Regions from separate parts of the Homo sapiens genome. Here region 2 is linked to region 1. Evidence: chromatin loops called from intact Hi-C (ENCODE). Cell type or tissue: ascending aorta. All regions are shown on one strand. Each heading gives the region's core, and the rest is flanking DNA. Links, peaks and the distances in the headings are about the cores only.

Evidence for each region. A loop is a pair of places that touch in the nucleus more often than their neighbours do. Peaks named below come from ENCODE experiments on the same cell type or tissue, not always from the same donor. Only the 100,000 strongest peaks of a DNase experiment are listed, where the experiment ranks them.
Region 2: a loop joins it to region 1, with 5 times the contacts of the local background. A loop is called at or near these places in 4 of 110 quality-filtered maps.

Annotation. Positions count from the first base shown.
Region 1 is chr21:41,773,573-41,782,849 of GRCh38, forward strand. It overlaps LOC102724800 (a long non-coding RNA gene), which reads left to right. Exons shown (of 5, transcript XR_937745.3): 4 at 544-623; 5 at 995-1,292. Among named protein-coding and RNA genes, the nearest start is that of RIPK4, 11 kb to the left of the region's middle. In ascending aorta, for the core only: a CTCF peak has its summit at 4,865; a DNase peak (open chromatin) is centred at 4,819; H3K4me3 peaks cover 446 bases; H3K27ac peaks cover 760 bases.
Region 2 is chr21:41,117,547-41,126,823 of GRCh38, forward strand. No RefSeq gene overlaps it. Among named protein-coding and RNA genes, the nearest start is that of LINC00323, 26 kb to the right of the region's middle. In ascending aorta, for the core only: a CTCF peak has its summit at 4,444 (motif pointing right); a DNase peak (open chromatin) is centred at 4,445; H3K27ac peaks cover 381 bases.

The DNA.
Region 1 (9,277 bases), core at 2,389-7,388:
AGGCAGCAAGTAGATGGGTGGTTCCAGGAGCTGAGGGACAGAGGGAATAGGGAGTTAATGGGTAGGAGTGTCCTTTCCGATAATGACAATGTTTTTGAATTGGATGGTGGTGATGATGGTTGCACATCATTGTGAATGCACTGCACTAAACGAATTGTACATTTTTATTTTTTAATTTTTTTTAGAGGTGGAGATCTTGTTATGTTGCCTAGGCTGGCCTTGAACTCTTGGGCTCGAGCAACCCTCCTTGCCTCAGCTTCCCACGTAGCTACGGGTGCACATCATCCTACGCAGTTGAACTGTACATTTTTAGATGGTTAGTTTTATGTGATGTGAATTTTATCTCAACTTTAAAACAAAGTTATATCTTAACAACTTAGTAGCTTTTTAAAAATGATATGCATAAATTAAAAGAAAAAAATTTGTATCTCATTCTTAACAATCGTTACATACTTATGGGATGGTTTCCCCTGTCCGACACTATACAACTTCTCAAACCTGGAAATGTCCTGTGCTGCGCTAATTTTCACTTACTGCTTTTAGTCACAGCAACCTCCAAAAACCCAACTTTGCAAAGATATGGCATCGTCAGAAGAAATGGGGTGCAATCTAATGTTGACAGTGTAAGTAGTCCGGAGTGAGCAGCTCACGTGGTTTCTCAGAGACTTTGCGGGTTCCTCCCAAACTTTAAAATATCCTGGTGCACCTGCAGGAGTTCCCTGTGCTGCCCCACAGTGCCACAGCACCCAGTCTGAGAACTGTAATAATACATATATGCTGGATTAAATATTATAAAGTTAATTCTTAAATACATCCTTAAGATGTCCATCCATTGCTTCTTTTCCCTCTCTCTTTTTGTTTTGTAATCAACCTTACCTTTCAAATAATTTTGTAAATATGGGCCAATTCCTTCCTTAAAACACCCACTTCTGGAAGAAATATTACACGCCCTGGAGAATTTCTTTGCACTTACTGACTCCCTCTCTCAACACAGGTGGATGAGAGTGGGACACCTGCCAGTTGTTTGCATCAGCAGACACTCAGAGTCCATGGAAAAAATGAGCCTAGAGGTTTTTAAACCACAACACAAGCAAAAGGCACCTGGTCCCGTTCCTCTTAAGACAGAAGAAAGAGGCGTAAAACCAGCTCCAGGTGCCACCCTTAAGAAATGTTACAGTGCCGGATGGGAAGAGTAAACCCTGAACATCTCTTCTTAATACTTTACAGACTTCAAGTGTATTTTATGGTGACAAAGCATATTGAAGACAAATGAAACTCTACAACCCTGAAAACCAGCCTGAATTATTTTGAGAGACAGACAGTGGCTGCAAGGAGAAGCGTCGGGATTTTCTGGGCTGGCCATCTCCAGTGTCACTGACCCCGGTCTACCCCTGCATGTTTGTTTACGGGAAAGGAGTTGAGGAGGAGGATGTATGGCTGAGAGCCTGAAAATAATCCAGGGCAGGTGGAGCGAGGAGAGGACTTTACTCCTCACACTCATGTAGGCATCCTGAAAAGCCACTTTTCTTTCCAAGGTGGGCACGGGCCTTGAGCTTGGAGTGGAGCCAGTTAAAGTTGTCCGCTCTGGGTCGTCAGATGGAGATCTTATCTTGGGTCATGAATTGTGGTTTTAGGAGAAAGGCAGAAGCTAAACCCATCTTCTGTCTGGTGGGGAGGCCCAGCAAAGGGCTCAGAAACACAGCCACAGGCCTCTTGCAGCAGCTGGATGCACATTTCAGGAGGTTGCCTGAAAGCAGAATTGACTTCAGAGAGTAGGGCAGCAGAGCCCAGCCACAGAGTGGTCCCAGGAGCCAGGAAGTGCCACACAGCCCCTCGCTTATTTTTACTCAGTATGCCACAGAAGTCCTGACCTGTTAAAAGTGCCCTTTAAGAATGGCTGGCCCACCCTCTCTCAGAGGGTTCATGCTGGGGAGAGGGTTCCTGCATGCCCGCTAAGCTCCAAATGACAACCCAGGTGTAGAAAGGGCTTAGACTTTAGGGTTCAAACCCATCCTAGAGTCCGGTCCAAGGCCAGTTACAGCCAATGGGCAGTGGTAGGTGCAGCCCAGCCCATTAGCTCATTCTTGAGCCTCAGAGGGACAGAGCAGCACTAATGGGTGCACAAATGGCTAGAATGTTCACCAACTCCTCGAGAGTGGCATTGGACATTTGGGCAAGGGTCTTATGGAGGCTGAGAGTTGACTGTGGGCTCATCACAGCTATTTTGAGGGTCTTGACAGCCCAACTAGCAAACAATTCTGCAGGGATGAGAGGTCAGGGCAAAGGGAAATGGCATTGTCAAGTGGACAGCCAAAAAGTCCAGGATGCCCCCAGGTCCTGGGGAACGGCGGGGGAGGAACTCAGGGACTGGATTACCCACAGGACCTGGTGAGACCCACAGCCACGGGCTGACTTGTGTCCACTCAGAAGCGTATGTTAAAATCCTAACCCCCAGTACTTTGGAATGTGACCTTATTTGGAAATAGAGACTTTGAAGATGATCAAGTTAAGATGAAGTCATGGGGCCGAGAGCGGTGGCTCACGCCCGTAATCGCAGCACTTCGGGAGGCTGAGGCGGGCAGATCACGAGGTCAGGAGATCGAGATCATACTGGCTAACACGGTGAAACCCCTTCTCTACTAAAAATACAAAAAAAAAAAAATTAGCCGGGCATGGTGGCGGGCACCTGTAGTCCCAGCTACTCAGGAGGCTGAGGCAGGAGAATGGCATGAACCCTGGAGGTGGAGCTTGCAGTGAGCCGAGATCGTGCCACTGCACTCCAGCCTGGGAGACAGAGCGAGACTCCATCTCAAATAAATAAATAAATAAATAAAGATGAAGTCATTAGGGTAGACCCTAAAGCAACAGAGCTAGTGTCCTTGTAAAGAGGGGAAGTCTGGACACAGACACACACCTGCACTAAGGGAAGTGGGTGGGAAACACTGGGAAGATGCCACATGACTGCAGTGACGCAGCTGCACGCCAAGTGATGCCTGGGGCACTGGAAGCCGGGGAGGGTTCCTGCCTGGCCCCTAAGCTCCAAATGACAACCCAGGCATAGGAAGGGCCTACACTTTGGGGTTCAAACCTATCCTGGAGTCTGGTCCGGGGCCAGTTACAGCTAATGGGCAGTGCTGGGTGCAGCCCAGCCCGTAAGCTCATTCTTGAGCCCCAGAGGGACAGAGCAGCTCTAATGGGTGCAAAAATGGCTGGAATATTTCACCAACTCCTTGGGTGGGTGGGTGGGGGGGGGGCATTGGACATTTTGGGCAAGGGTCTTCTTGAGGCTGAGAGAGGCCAGGAAGGAGCTTCCCCTGGAGTTGTCTGGGAGTGGGACCCTGCTGACACCGACCTCAACTTTTGACTTCTGGCCTCTAGAGCTGTGAGAGACTAAACACCTGTGGTTTTAAGCCACCTGGTTTGTGTCACTTTGCTGTGGCAGCCACTAGAAACTAATACACCCAACTAGATACGTATCTTTGTCACAGTTACAGGAATCTTTATTTTATCCAAAAGCAAAAGACACTGAACTTTTGTGTACATTCCAGGCCTGCTGATTGTAGCTGGTCTATAAGCTCGTGTCGGAGTCTATGGTGGTTGATTTTTGTGTCCCTTTGACTGAGCCACGAGGTATTTGATCAAACATTATTCCAGGTGTTTCTGTGAGGCTGCTTTTGGATGAGATTAACATGTAAATCAATAGAGTCAAGCAAATCGTTCTCCCCAATGCAGATGGGTTTCGTCCATGCAGCTAGAGGCCTGAAAAGAAGGAAAAGCTGATCATCCTCGTGTAAGAGAGAATCTCTCCTACCCAACGGCCTTCCAGCTGGGATACTGGCTTTTTCTTGCCTTTAGACTTGAACTGAACAATTGGCTCTTCCTGGCCTCAGGCTTTGGGACTCAGAAGCACACATTGACTGTCCTGGGGCTCCAGCTTATGGACTACCCTGCAGAAAGACTGTGGGACTCGTCAGCCATCATCATCCTGTGAGCCAGTTTTACACAGACACACACACACACAGTCGCACTCTCATGCTCACACATACACACTCACACACAATCACACACTTGCACACACACAGACACTCTTACACACTCATTCACACACTCACATGTGCACACACACAGTCTCTCACACACATCACACACACACACACACACACACACACACACACACACTATTGGTTCTGTTTCTCTGTATAACCCTGATGAATTCAGGATCTTAAAGGTTACCTATTTCATTGTAATGCTGTTTTCTAGCACCAGGCTAGTCCTTTTGTCGGCAGAACTGGTAGGCTCACTTTTTTTTTTTTCAGACTGTTTTGTGTTTTATTTTCTTCCATTTACAAAAAAGCATTTCTAAGCCAGGGCAGTGAAGCCTGACGCTACCGTTCACGGTCAGTGAAATGAGCATTCGAGGATGGGACTCAGCCTGTCTGGACAGGTCCCCAGACAAAAAACACAGAGAATCAAGAACGCAGGCGCTCCCTGTCGGACGCCAGGCCGGGCCCTGTGACAAGGATCTCAGCGCTGGCGGTGGGGCTGCCCTGCGGGTTCGAGGCCTGGCTCTTCCTGCCCCACTGCCTGGTGTGTAGCCCAGGGGCCGGGCCGCCTGCGCCCCCCGCCGGGGGGCACGCCCGGCCCAGGGTTGGGGGTGTCCGGCTTGCCCCCAGGGGGCCAGCGGGGCCTCTGTTATCTCGCTCCAGAACCGACATCGCCAGCCAAGACCTTCCTCGTGGAGCCCTCGGTCTGGCCAAGGACGCTCCTTGGAGTCTGCTTAGACGCACAGCGGGCTCAGCTTTGCCAAATTCTCCAAGGAGACTTTCCATGAGGCGCCTCCTGCCATCTGTGGGCGGCGTTGGGAACTGCGGCCACCGCTGCTTGGGAATCAGGACGTCCCAGCTCCCAACCGGCGGTCATTCATTCCCTCAACACACACTCTGGGCCGCCCGCCTGGCTCCAGGCAGGCCCTCCGGGGACTCGGGAAATAGGAGTTGTTAAACATTTCTGAAACATTCCTCTTCCATTTATTCTGTGATTTTCTTCAGAAACACAAGGCGTGCACGAGTCAGCTTATCAGCTTATCCTTCACCCACACGTAGGCTCTTCTTTCCAATCAATTTTATCTTTGTTTTTTTCTAAGAAAATTTTAGGGATTTTACTTGTTTTTGTTTTGTTTTTGGGTTTTTTTGTGTGTTTTGTTGTTGTTATTTTGTTTTTTTTTTTTTTTGGTGGGGGGTTGGCTTGGTTTGGTTTTTGCTTCATTTTTTAATTTTAGGGATTTTTAAAAAGCCAGCATTCCTTAATCTTCTGATTGTTGTGTGACTGTTGTATAATATTGAGAAATACATTCCTGTCATCCACAACTAACAACCATTAATAATGTGTCGTATTGTTTACTTTTTTGTTTTTAACTAAATTTTGCTTTGGGGAAGTATCCATGACGATACAATATAGCTGTGAGATATTTCCTGTACCTGCTACGTAACACCCCTTCATGTAAAACGCAGAGCATTTGGTTTATCCACATCCCCCCGCCCCCCGCCCATGCATATTAGTGGTTTCCAGTGCTAAAGGGACAGCGCCCCCCACGTGCATTTCTCCAGGTACTGAGGCAGGAGAATAGGGGCTGGAGGCAGGGGACCAAAGGCTGTTTCACTCAGACTTCCTACAACTAAATTGAAAGGAAAACCCTAACTTTCCACTCCTAAGTAACAAAAGGACCAGAGGCTATTCCCTTTCTAAACCCCCCCACCTTTTCCTCGAGGCAAATGGGAAATTGGCTGTCCGCAACCAATCAGACTGATTGTGGGTGGAGTCTTCGTTTGCACCTCTGTACCTTCGCTCCAGTCTCTGAACGGTTGCTGTCCACAACGAATCAGACTGATTGCGGGCTCAGCCTTCGTTTGCATAGAAGTATAACTTTGTAACTTCACCCTAGCCTCTGACTGGTTGCTTTTGGCACCTTCATTTACATGAGGTGAGCATGATGTGGCCAATTGGAAACTTCTAGGGGATATTTGGACCCAAGAAGATCCTGTATCCAGGCCCTTGAGCCGCTGCTCGGGTCCGCTCCCATACTGTGGAGTGTACTTTGGTTTTCAATAAATTCCTGCTTTCGTTCTTTTGCTGCTTCATTCTTTCTTTGCTTTGTTGGGCGTTTTGTCCAATTCTTTGTTCAAAATGCCAAGAACCTGGACAAGTTGCAGTTATGACCCTCGACCGGTGATAGTAGCACTCGCTCCTAACAGCTTGGCTGCAGTAAGCCTAGGCTTCCAGGGAGAGCCTCTGCACCTGCTGCTGTGCTGCTTGAGTTCTCTCAGACAAGGAAGCATGAAAAGGGCTGCCTTTTTCAAACAGCAGGGGAAGGAAAACACAGTGATAACAAATCCAAATATTATTTCAATTGAGATCTTATCATATACATCATATACACAGCCATTTAAAAAGTGAAAACAAATATAATAAAATCAAATTATATTCAATAAAAAAAGCAAGGCGCAGGCATTTACATAATGAGACCCACTTCTCTTAATGTATTATATAGTCTGTAAAAGCAAAAGATGTGAAGCACCCCAAATCCCCATGGATGGGCGATGGTTGAATTATTATCACTCATCCATAGGAAAGACTGCCGTGCAATTGTGAAAATGGGAGGAGGACTGTGTCTACACGTGCCTCTGGAGTGATTGCACAGACCACTCTGAACAGAGCAAGGTGGAGGAAATCTTCCATTTTTCCAGTACAGGCAGGAAATAGGGACCCATCCCTCTGTCTATCTATTTACTATCTTTATTCCCATCCATCTATTATCTATCTATGTTTCTACCATTCATCATCTATGTACTACCTAACTACTTGCCTACCTGTTCTCTATCATCTATCTACCATCAATCAATCTATCTCTCCCTATCTGCTTCCATTCTAAAAATAAACAGTGTGAGCACAGTCCACAGGGAGGGGGCTGGAAGTCTCTGGGGGAAGACACAAGTCCTTGTTGCACATGCCCTGTTTTCTAGATTTGACTATGAAACCATGCAAATATTTTACATCCTTATAAAACACAATTAACTTTAAAAAGCAATGTCTAAATACCAAAAATAAAATAAGACAAATGAACCAAATGTGTATCCATTTGGTAGCCTGACTAACCAGAGGGGAGCTATTCCAATTGACTTTAAAACGTAGGAATTTAAAAGTAACTACTAGTGGAAAATGCACTAAGGGCAAAAAGAACAGAGAAAGAAAGGAAAGGAAGAAAGGAAGGAAAGGAAGAAAGAAAGAAAGGAGGGAGGGAGGGAGAGAGAGAAAGAGAGAGAAAGAGAAAGAAAGCAAGAGAGGGAGGGAGAAAGAAAGAGAGAGGAGAGGAGGAAAGAAAGAAAGGAAGGAAGGAGGGGAGGGAGGAGAGGGAGGAAAGGAAGGAAGGAAGGAAGGAAGGAAGGAAGGGAGGGAGGGAGGGAGGGAGGGAAGGAGGGAGGGAGGCATCTTAACCCCTTTCCCACAATCACACTATTGGCTGAGTGTTGATGTTATCCTGAGACTGCCCTGTGTGTGTTGAAGCATAAAGGAAATGTGATATAGAAACTCTATCATTAGCTCTATGGTAAAGAACTGAGATTTTTGGCATGAGAAAATAAAAGTTAAGAAGCTGTAATTTAAAAGAAAAATATTGGCCAGACACAGTGCCTCATGCCTGTAATCCCAGCACTCTGGAAAGTGGGAGGATCACTCAAGCCCAGGAGTTCAAGACTAACCTGGGCAACAGAGTGAGACCCCGTCTCCCCCCAAAATAAACAAAATTAGCGAACATGGTGGCATGCACTTGTGATCCTGGATATTTTGGAGGCTGAGGTGGGAGGATTGCTCGAGCCCAGGAGTTTGAGGCTGCAGTCAGCCATGATCACAACACTGCACTCCAGCCTGGGCAACAAAGTGAAACCTTGTCTCAAAAAAATAAAAAATCATAAAAGACAAGGAAAATATCAGCACGAAATAATAATTAAAATCAATAAAAATGGATAATGCAAGCATTCTATTAATTAGGCTCATTATCATAATGTAAATACATATTTGGGGAACTTGTTCCTCCAAACAGCAATGCTCTCTCTTCCTCCTCTACACTTTATGCCAACTAATTTTACATAAATGGGAAACTGTCATTTCTACCAAAGCGAGCTGCACTGTGTTTCTTGGGGTGAACCTTTAGGGAGACAGCCATTGTGAGAATGAAAGGGGAAATATATTATTGAAAGTTTACTTACAGTTTTTAAAAATGCCTATTTCCTCCCTGTTTTCTCCCACCCTCCAAGTTTATTAGTTACCTCTATCCACTAGCAATGGACAGATTTTCATGATTTAATTATTTTTACTATCAATTTTAAAAGTCAGCAAAACATATTTACTTTTTAACAATATATCATTTTAAAAGGGTACAGAGTTGCAGTTACATAGGACGACTAAGTCTAGAGGTCCAGTGCAGAGCCTGAGGACTGTACTTAACAATTCTGTGCTGTACCCCGGAAATTTACCAAGAGAGATTTCAGGTGCTGTCACCACACAAACACACAAAACGCAACCGTGGGGAGGTGGACATGTTCATATGCTTGACCGTAGTAACTTTGCTGTGAGTATCTCTATCAACACATCATGTTACACAATGTAAATATATGCCTTTTTTTTTTTTTTTTTTTTTTTTGAGATGGAGTCTTGCCCTTGTCGCCCAGGCTGGAGTGCAATGGCATGATCTCCGCTCACTGCAACCTCCGCCTCCCAGGTTCAAGCAATTCTCCTGCCTCAGCCTCCCACATAGCTGGGATTACAGGCGCCTGCCACCACGACCAGCTAATTTTTGTATTTTTAGTAGAGACAGGGTTTCACCATGTTGGCCAGGCTGGTCTCGAACTCCTGACCTGGTGATCTGCCCACCTCGGCCTCACAAAGTGCTGGGATTACAGGCGTGAGCCACCATGCCTGGCCACCATTTTTATTTTTAAAATGATAAAACAAAACACATTGCTGAACCAAGAAAAGAATTGAGATGATCGTGCAAATAATGATGCATACTATATTTGGGAAAAATAAAAGTTATGAAACAGTAGCAGGTCCAAGTTATATACGCAACTGTGTAAAATGTGTTCTTTAAAAATCAGGGTTTCTGTGCTTTCAGCAACCTACACATGTTCTGACTTGTGATCTCAAGGTCTGGGAGACATGTGTGGTGAAATCACACACACCTGCCCCAGCAGAGGGGTCACTGGACGTCTTCATGCGCTGCAGG
Region 2 (9,277 bases), core at 1,737-6,736, 660 kb before region 1:
TGTAGAGGGAAATTTATAGCACTAAATGCCCACAACAGAAAGCAGGAAAGATCCAAAATTGACGCCCTAACATCACAATTAAAAGAACTAGAAAAGCAAGAGCAAACACATTCAAAAGCTAGCAGAAGGCAAGAAATAACTAAAATCAGAGCAGAACTGAAGGAAATAGAGACACAAAAAACCCTTCAAAAAGTAATGAATCCAGGAGCTGGTTTTTTGAAAGGATCAACAAAATTGATAGACCGCTAGCAAGACTAATATAGAAAAAAAGAGAGAAGAATCAAATAGACGCAATAAAAAATGATAAAGGGGATATCATCACCGATCCCACAGAAATACAAACTACCATCAGAGAATACTACAAACACCTCTACACAAATAAACTAGAAAATCTAGAAGAAATGGATAAATTCCTCGAACATACACTCTCCCAAGACTAAACCAGGAAGAATTTGAATCTCTGAATAGATCATTTTATAAATTCTATTAAAACAAAGAAGAGCAGGTAGAAAGGATGCGTGATGCCCTATGGGCAAATTATAGTAACACAGTTGCTCGTTCCAAGTACATATGCTCTCAAATCAGAGTGAATTGTAACTAATGAAATGCACTAGTTCAGCACCTAATTTTCTGAAGCATAGACACACCATGTTGAGGCGTATGCAACTGTTATTTTTAATGTGAGGCCAGAGTTATTCCTGACATTTTTACCTTTGTTGGACTTCTTGAAACACCATAGCCTCGTGCCAACCAACATCAAGGATTTTTGACTTCTGGCTCTTCCTCCTTCCAGACGTTCTAGGATTCCAAATCTTAGTTACTTTACACCCTCTAGGAGCACACAGATTTCTGAATAAACAAATGTCTGTATAGAATGAATATGAAATTAATCTATCATACCAGATATAATGGTAATCAATGACCTAATGAAACCTGATCTTTGAAATGGTGTCAATCAACCAGACACTTGAGAGTTGGCCACTCGTTTCTAGCTTGCTAATTGGTAAATAGGTGTTTTTGTTTTTGTTTGAGACGGAGTCGCCCAGGCTGGAGTGCGGTGGCTGGATCTCGGCTCACTGCAAGCTCCGCCTCCTGGATTCACGCCATTCTCCTGCCTCAGCCCCCCAAGTAGCTAGAACTACAGGCTCCTACCACCACGCCCAGCTAATTTTGTTTTTGTATTTTTAGTAGAGATGGGGTTTCACAGTGTTAGCCAGGATGGTCTCCATCTCCTGACCTCGTGATCCGCCCGCCTTGGCCTCCCAAAGTGCTGGGATTACAGGCGTCAGCCACCACAGCCAGCCAAATGTGTGTTTTATACATGTCAGAGAGGGAAGCAATCACAGGGAGTAGCCCTCTCCTTACCTACATTCTGGGAAATGGTGGAAAGCCAGGGGAGGCTTTTGAGGGGAGGCGTGTTGCAATGTGCTCGGGACTTAGCCAAATCTGAGTAGAGAGGCACATTCAGTGAGAGCTCCAACCTGTCAGAAATGGCCATCTGTGTTTGCAAAAGGTTCTTCAGATGCTCGAATAATGAGGGAAGTAACCCATGCATGCTCCACTCACTGGGGTGGGGTTTGTTTATTGTTGTTTCTCAACAACAATAAACCACGTGACAGGTGTGAGGATCCTGCAGCATTTATTTCCGCCTGTAGTTCCTTCCCTTTCTAGTGCCTAGCTCCTCAGCTCTGCAAAACTTCTGGCTGGGAGGATTTTCAAAGCCACAGCCTTTTCCCAGCAGAGAAGTCACTCCATGCTCAGACCATGTTAGAAAACAAAACAGCACTGGCCAGAAGTCACCCAGATAGAAACGGTGCCCCCAGAGAGCCTTGAGGTCACACTAATGAAGTGTCAGCCTTAGAGGATATATATGCATGTTCCTCCTGCCTTCTTCTTTCTAATGAAGCTGGCATCCAGACCTCAAAGCCTCAGGACACGTCCTTCCTATCTTATCTTTATGGCCGTGGTAAAATATACATAACATAAAATTTACCATCTTAACCATTTTTAAGTGCACAGTTCATTGGCATTGAGTTCATTCACTTTGTTGTATCAACCATCATCACCTTTCACCTCCAGAACTTTGCATCTTCCCAAACTGTACTCTGTCTTCATTAAACACTAACTCCCCATGTTCCTCCTCCGCAGCCTCTGGAAGCCACCATTCTACTTTTTGTCTTTATGAATCAGACTATTCTAGGGACCTCATAGAAGTGGACTCATTCAGCATTTGTCCTTTCCCTTCTGGCACACTTCACAGAGCATACTGTCTTCAAGGTTCATCCATGTTATGCCCTGTGTCAGGAAGTCTTCCTTTTCATGGCTGAATAATATTCCATTGCATATAATACATTTGTTTATGCCTTTATCCATTCCTATTTATTTTTGTGTCAACAAGAAAGTCCAAAGAAAACAAAAAAATAAATAAAATGAGATAATTTGATCACACATACATAAGAAGAAAAAAATGGGATTGTTCTGCCCTATTTCATACCATCCTTGAGCATTCATGGAAGAGTAAGTCCCCGGCACTGACTCACACATCTCCATTCCATCTGCCTGTGGCTAATGCCAAGAGCATCATAGTAAAAACAAACAAACAAAAATTACCTTTTGTTTCCTGATACTCTGGGAATTAAATAACACATGAAAGTCTGTTCTCCACTAATAGGTGAGTGCAGAACAGCCCATCAGCTCCAGCTTTCCCTGTGATGGCTGTCTGAGAAGTGGTAATTGATTAGAGACTTGATAGGGAAGAAGAGACAGAGCTTTAAATCATGGGGCTTTTCTTAGGACAAATGTACCTTAATAGAGACTTTTGGCAGTGGAGCAAAAGGACATGGGTTACCTCCAGGACTGAGGTCCCCACAGGAAGGCAGAAAATGAAGGTGATAGAGAAACTCAGTGAAGGGCTGGGTGCAGTGCCTCACTCCTGTAATCCCAGCACTTTGGGAGGCCGAGGCAGGAGGATCACTTAAGCCCAGGAGTTCCAAACCAACCTGGGCAACATGGCGAAACCCCGTCTCTACTAAAAAAATATAAAAATTAGCCGGGCATGGTGGTGCATGCCTGTAGTCCCAGCTACTCGGGAGGCTGAGGTGGGAGAATCACCTGAGCCCAGGAAGTTGAGGCTGCAGTGAGCTATGATCACACCACTGCACTCCAGCCTGGGCAATAGGGCGAGACCCTGTCTCAAAAAAAAAAAAAGAAACTAAATGATCTCTGAGGAGCATGCGGGGAGAAGGGATGTGGACTAAAGGGTGTGCTCCACTTCTTGCTCTGGAACTTTGAAAGATGAGCAGGCCTGGCACTTGAGGCACAAACGAATTTTCACCCAGAAAATCTAAGAATCCATAAGGAAATAGAGCAACCCAGTTCACTAAGTTTTAAAAAAATGCATATCACAATAAAATATAAATATATTGGATGTATCTATAACGGATTCAATTATCAACTCATACACATAATTTTCTTATCTGTAAGGTAGGAAGAGTTGATAGATTTAAAATCTTTGGAATTGTAGGGATGCATTTGAGAATTTCATGCCAAGCTCCTGCTCTTGCAAAGACCCTCCTTCAGGTCTTCACACAGCCAGTCCCTTCCTGAGGCTCAGCTTCAGCTTCAAGGTCGCCCCTCAGAGGGCACCTCATGGCCGGCCCAGGATCTCTACCCCCCTCCCCCGCACCACCCGCATTCTGTTATATGCAATACAGTGTCCTGATCATTTCCTGATATTTTCTTGTATATTTGGTTATTTATCTAACTTCTCCCCCCAGAATATGAGCCTCATGAGCTCAAGGAGCTTCAAAGGAGCCTGCCCACCTTTATCACTTACCCCCCAGCACATGGAACAATGCACTCAGTAGGCACTCAGTGAATATTGAACAGTTAAGGAATTTTCCTGAAGGGCCGCGTATCCAAAGCAGATGGATGATTTCTTGATTTCTTTCTTTCTTTTTTTTTTCCTTTCTTTGAGGCAGTCTCACTCTGTCGCCAAGCTGGAGTGCAGTGGTGCAATCTCACCTCACTGCAACCTCTGCTTCCTGGGTTCAAGCGATTCTCCTGCCTCAGCCTCCCAAGTAGCTGGGACTACAGGCATGCGCCACCACCCCCAGCTAATTTTTGTATTTTTAGTAGAGACGGGGTTTCACCATGTTGGCCAGGATGGTCTCGATCTCTTGACCTCATGATCCACCCTCCTCGGCCTCCCAAAGTGCTAGGATTGTAGGAGTGAGCCACCGCGCCAGGCCCAGACGGGTGATTTCTTCAGTGACTTCCTTGGCAATGCTTTCTGTAACGAGGCGGAGTGTGCAGTGGACTTGAGTGTCAGTCTCCATGTACTGCCTCTCAGCAATGCCCACATCCTTCTGAACATGCTCTGTGATAAGCCACGGAATTGTTCTCAGTATTTCTCTCCTTCAAAGTGCGAGGCGAAGCTTTCCCAGTAGAGGGCGCTGGAGGGACACGCAGGAGAACAAGGCCGTCTGTTACTTCCAGCCGGACATAGGTGTGAGGACCACAGTGGCTCTGATATCTCAGCCTGGTGACATCCTGGCCTCAGCCCTCTCGACAGGGAAACCAAGCACCTGCGCAGCCCCCTGTGCTCTGCAGGGCCACAAGCCCCCCAACACCGCAGGGCCTGTGCTCATGAAGGTGCCCCGGTGGCTCCAGACCCGCCTTGTCGTGGCCAAGCCGGGGCACCTCCTGCCTCCCCTGGCTGACCACACCCTCTCCAGAAGGTCTGGAGACATTCCCAGCCCCTCCTTCCTTGGGCATCTCCCTGAGCCCTAGGACAGTGGTCCCCAGCCTTTTTGGCACCAAGGACCAATTTTGTGGAAGGCAATTTTTCCACAGACCCAGGGTTGGGGAGATGGTTTCAGGATGGTTCAAGCACCTTACGTTTATTGTGCACTTTATTTTTATTAAATAAAAATACATTGTAATATATAATGAAATATTTATTGTAATTGTAATATACGTTGTAATATAAAATGAAATAGTTATACAACTCACCATCATATAGAACCAGTGGGAGCCCTGAGCTTGTTTTCCTGCAAGTAGATGGTCCCATCTGGGGGAGATGGGAGACAGTAACAGATCATCAGGCATTAGATTCTCGTAAGGAGCGTGCAACCTAGATCCCTCGCATGCCCAGGTCACAATAGGGTTCTCACTCCTGTGAGATTTTAATGCCGCTGATCTGACAGGAAGTGGAGCTCTGGCAGTAATGCGAATGATGGGGAGCGGCTGTGAATACAGATGAAGCTTCGCTTGCTCACCTGCAGCTCACCTGCCGCTGTGCAGCCCAGTTCCTAACAGGCCACAGACTGATGCTGGTCCATGGCCAGGGGGTTGGGGACCACTGCCCTAGGGTACCCTATTGCATTTCCTTATGTCTTGTAGTTATTCTTTTATTGTGGTTAGTAGTTCTTTATATGAAACTTCCCCTGTTTTACCGACCCTTTGACCTCTCTCTCCTCACTGAGTTCTAACTGCTGCAACACGACCACTGTCTCCTTCTAACCACTGCAGCCCTGCCCTGAAGCATGTCAGCTGGAGAGAGAAAATTAGGGGACTGGTTTTCAGGACAAACGTTAATCAGCTAAACTTGCCAGTGTCTCTTTCTGTAAAATATGGTGGGGAAGGTGAAGATAACCTGCATGTAAAGATGAACTAGCAGCACTAGTTGCCAACCCTTATGGAGGGATGACCACCTACCAGACCCTCTTCTAAGCACCTCACCATATTAACTAATTTAATCCATGAAACAGTTAAGCCAAGTAGGTTACTAGTCTCAGCTCCGTCTTACAGATGATGAAACGAAGATGCAGAGAGATTGTGTAGTAAGGCCAAGGCCACCCAGACTACAGCAGAACTCGGACTGGAACCCAAGCTGGCTGAGTCAAGAACCCAAGCTCTTTATCCTTCACATAACAATTTAAACAAGTGCACACAAAACTGGAGACACCTTCTTTTAAAACTACCTTAAAATTAAGAGATATGCGTTAAACACATCAACCTGATTGCCAACGGAAAAGGGGAGAATGGGAGTGGGAGATGAGGGCAAAAAGAAATGACAAATTAATGAACGAATAAACAAAAATAAGAATGGGGACTTGCAAACGTGTGCATAGCTGTGATGCAGGGAGTGACGAGTGCAGCTAAGCCAGCCTCTGTGTGGGGCAGGTGGACAGGTGCATGGGGTTCCTAATGGCAGTGACAATGACAGTGTCCTCTGCATCAGAAGGACACAGGGACACAAAACCCCGATCAGATGTGGCAGGAAGGATTCTGGCCCTGATGAAGAGTCACTGAACCTGCTTGAGAACAACTCTCTGCTGGCTCCGTAGATTTACAAAAACAGAACTGCAAGAAGGTAAGCTCTATAAGGGCAGGGCATTTTGTTCAGTGTCTAGAACACAGCCTCAGATGCTCAATTTTTGCTGAATAAATGTGCAAATGGATGGACTAGGGGTCAGTGTCTCCCTGGGAGGTCACAGGCTACGTGAAAAAGCTGAGAGCTTGTAGCCAGGAGCATTCTCTAAACCCAGAGTGGAGGCAGAGGTCGAAATGGATGAAGGCAAAATACAATCCAGCCAACCGTCTACAGCAAGTCTCCTGCTTTTTTTCCGATTTAGAATGTAAAACTTTTAAAGAGCACATGTATTATCAATCATATTTTTACATTAAATCTGGGGATAAGCCCCCATTGGGTGTCCAAATAAGCTCTTTCCCACTTATCTTTTTACCCCTTGGAGGGGGCAGGGTACCTGAATTTTAATACTAAATTAAAGCAAGGAACTGATTTTAAATGTTAACAAGAAATTAGCATAAATCAAGCAAAGATGTTATCTTAGAAATAGTTCTGTTTGCTTTTCACTCTAGTCAGAAATAGGTCTTAGAACCTGCCCGGCATCTGGTTGCTAGAGCAAGCACTAAATTGATATGTGCCCCCACAAGGATGCCCTTAATAAAATTTTTAGAGAGACATTTAAAAGTTGAGCACACAGGAGTACTAAAATTGCCATCCACAATCCAAGCACATGACACGTTTTCTAAAGCTAGTGCTTCTTCTAGCACTAATTTTGTCTGTGTGACTTAACCAAGAAAAACTCCACACTCTCCCTTCTTTCTCTCCTATTTTCAGTTACGCCAGAAAAGATCAACTTGCAGCATGCCAGAAGGTCTTCCCTAGCTTTTCCAAGCAGCAGTTTGAATCTTATATAGAACATTCCATAACCACGGAACATTTGGTTCGCGACGCCAATTTCTTGAGGATGAGGAGAAACACAACTGCCTCTGCCAAGGTACCACCCTCTAGAGTCAGTAAGCCAATACTTACCACTTCATTTTAAAACCCATGCAGTGCTCACAGATGTGATTATATAATTACGATCAAATGGCAACCTGTGTGTGAGTCCTGAATCACTTGTCCTGGAATGGATAGGGCTATTTATAATCACAGCGAGGCTGGGGAACAGAGTAACTGCGGACAAAGGCAACTAATTTCTAGCCCAGAGGCTGAGGCCGAAAGGAAGCCTCATGATGGGGCGGCTGCCAGTTGTGAGCAGAACAGTTCACACCGGCCAGTGGCCACCGGTGAGTGACCTCGCAGAGCTGCAGCTTGAGAGCAATGGACAAGCCTTCCCAGGGAATTGTGAGGGAGCGGCTCTTAGCAATAAACCACCAGCTAGCCCTGGCACAGAGAGGTGAGGCTGAAAAGAGCCCTAAGGCATCTTTTCTTGTATTCACTTGCTGGGTTCAGTATTTTGGCTCCTTACAAAAGCACAGATTCCAAACGAGGAGTTTTGGAGGGGGCAGAGGCTCAGTGATAGGAATAAAATAGTTATTTTCATATTCACAGAGCTGAGTTTTATTTCCAAGGAGGGAAAATTGGGAACTAAAGCAGGCAAGCAGTTTATTCCCCAGAAGGATTACTGCAAGGACTTACCTGCATTCAGTGGCCAGTTGAGCACGCGGGCCAAGCTGGGCTACAGTAAAGCAACGTCAGCAGAGGCGTCTATCATATAGAATGCATTGGACAATGGTTTCCATTACAATTAACAGAGTTAATTACTCTAGAATTTCTGCTTTAAAGATCTCTGACTTTCGGCCAGGCGTGGTGGCTCACACCTGTAATCCCAGCACTTTGGGAGGCCGAGGCGGACTGATCACCTGAGGTCGAGAGTTTGAGACCAGCCTGACTAACATGGAGAAACCCCGTCTCTACAAAAATACAAAATTAGCCAGGTGTGGTGGTGCATGCCTGTAATCCCAGCTACTCAGAAGGCTAAGGCAGGAGAATTGCTTGAACCCAGGAGGCGGAGGTTGCAGTAAGCCGAGATCACGCCATTGCACTCCAGCCTGGGTAAGAAGAGCAAAACTCCGTCTCAAAAAAAAAAATCTCTGACTTTCTGACTCCACGGAATGGAGCTAATATTTGAAAGACAGATGTTGGAGAAGAATTATCTTAGCAGACATGAGGAAAGACCTGACTCTCCTGTCAACGTAATGAGCTCATAAATACCTCCACCCCTTCACCGTGTGTCAAGAGAATGAGACGGCTCCTTCCAGACCCTGTGCCCAACTAATATTGACACTCCAGATCCCTTCCTCGCCTTTTTTTTTTTTTTTGGTTATGATATTCAGCTTTTTTTTTTAACCTTTTATTTTTTTTAATTGACAAATAATAACTGTACATGTTCATGGGGGTACATAGTGATGTTTCTGGTTTTTTGGGTTTTTTTTTTGAGACAGAATCTCACTCTGTCGCCCAGGCTGGAGTGTAGTGACGCGATCTTGTCTCACTGCAGTCTCCGCCTCCCAGGTTCAAGTGATTCTCCTGCCTCAGCCTCCTGAGTAGCTGAGATTACAGGCACCCACCACCATGCCCGGCTAATTTTTGTATTTTTAGTAGAGACAGGGTTTCACCACATTGGCCAGGCTGGTCTTGAACTCCTGACCTCAAGTGATCTGCCTGCCTTGGCCTCCCAAAGTGCTGGGATTACAGGCGTGAGCCACCACACCCGGCATGATATTTCAGTATGTAAAAGGTACAGTGATCAGATCAGGGTAATTAGCGTAACCATCATCTCAAATATGTATCATTTATTTGTGTTGGGAACATTCAATGTCTTCCTTCTAGCTATTTGAAACTGTATTATTGTGAACTAGAGTCATCCTACAGTCCTGTAGAATACTAGAAAGTATTCCTCTCCTCTAGCTGTAATTTTGTAACCTTCCACAAATCTCTCCCTCCCCCTCCCTTCCCCCTACC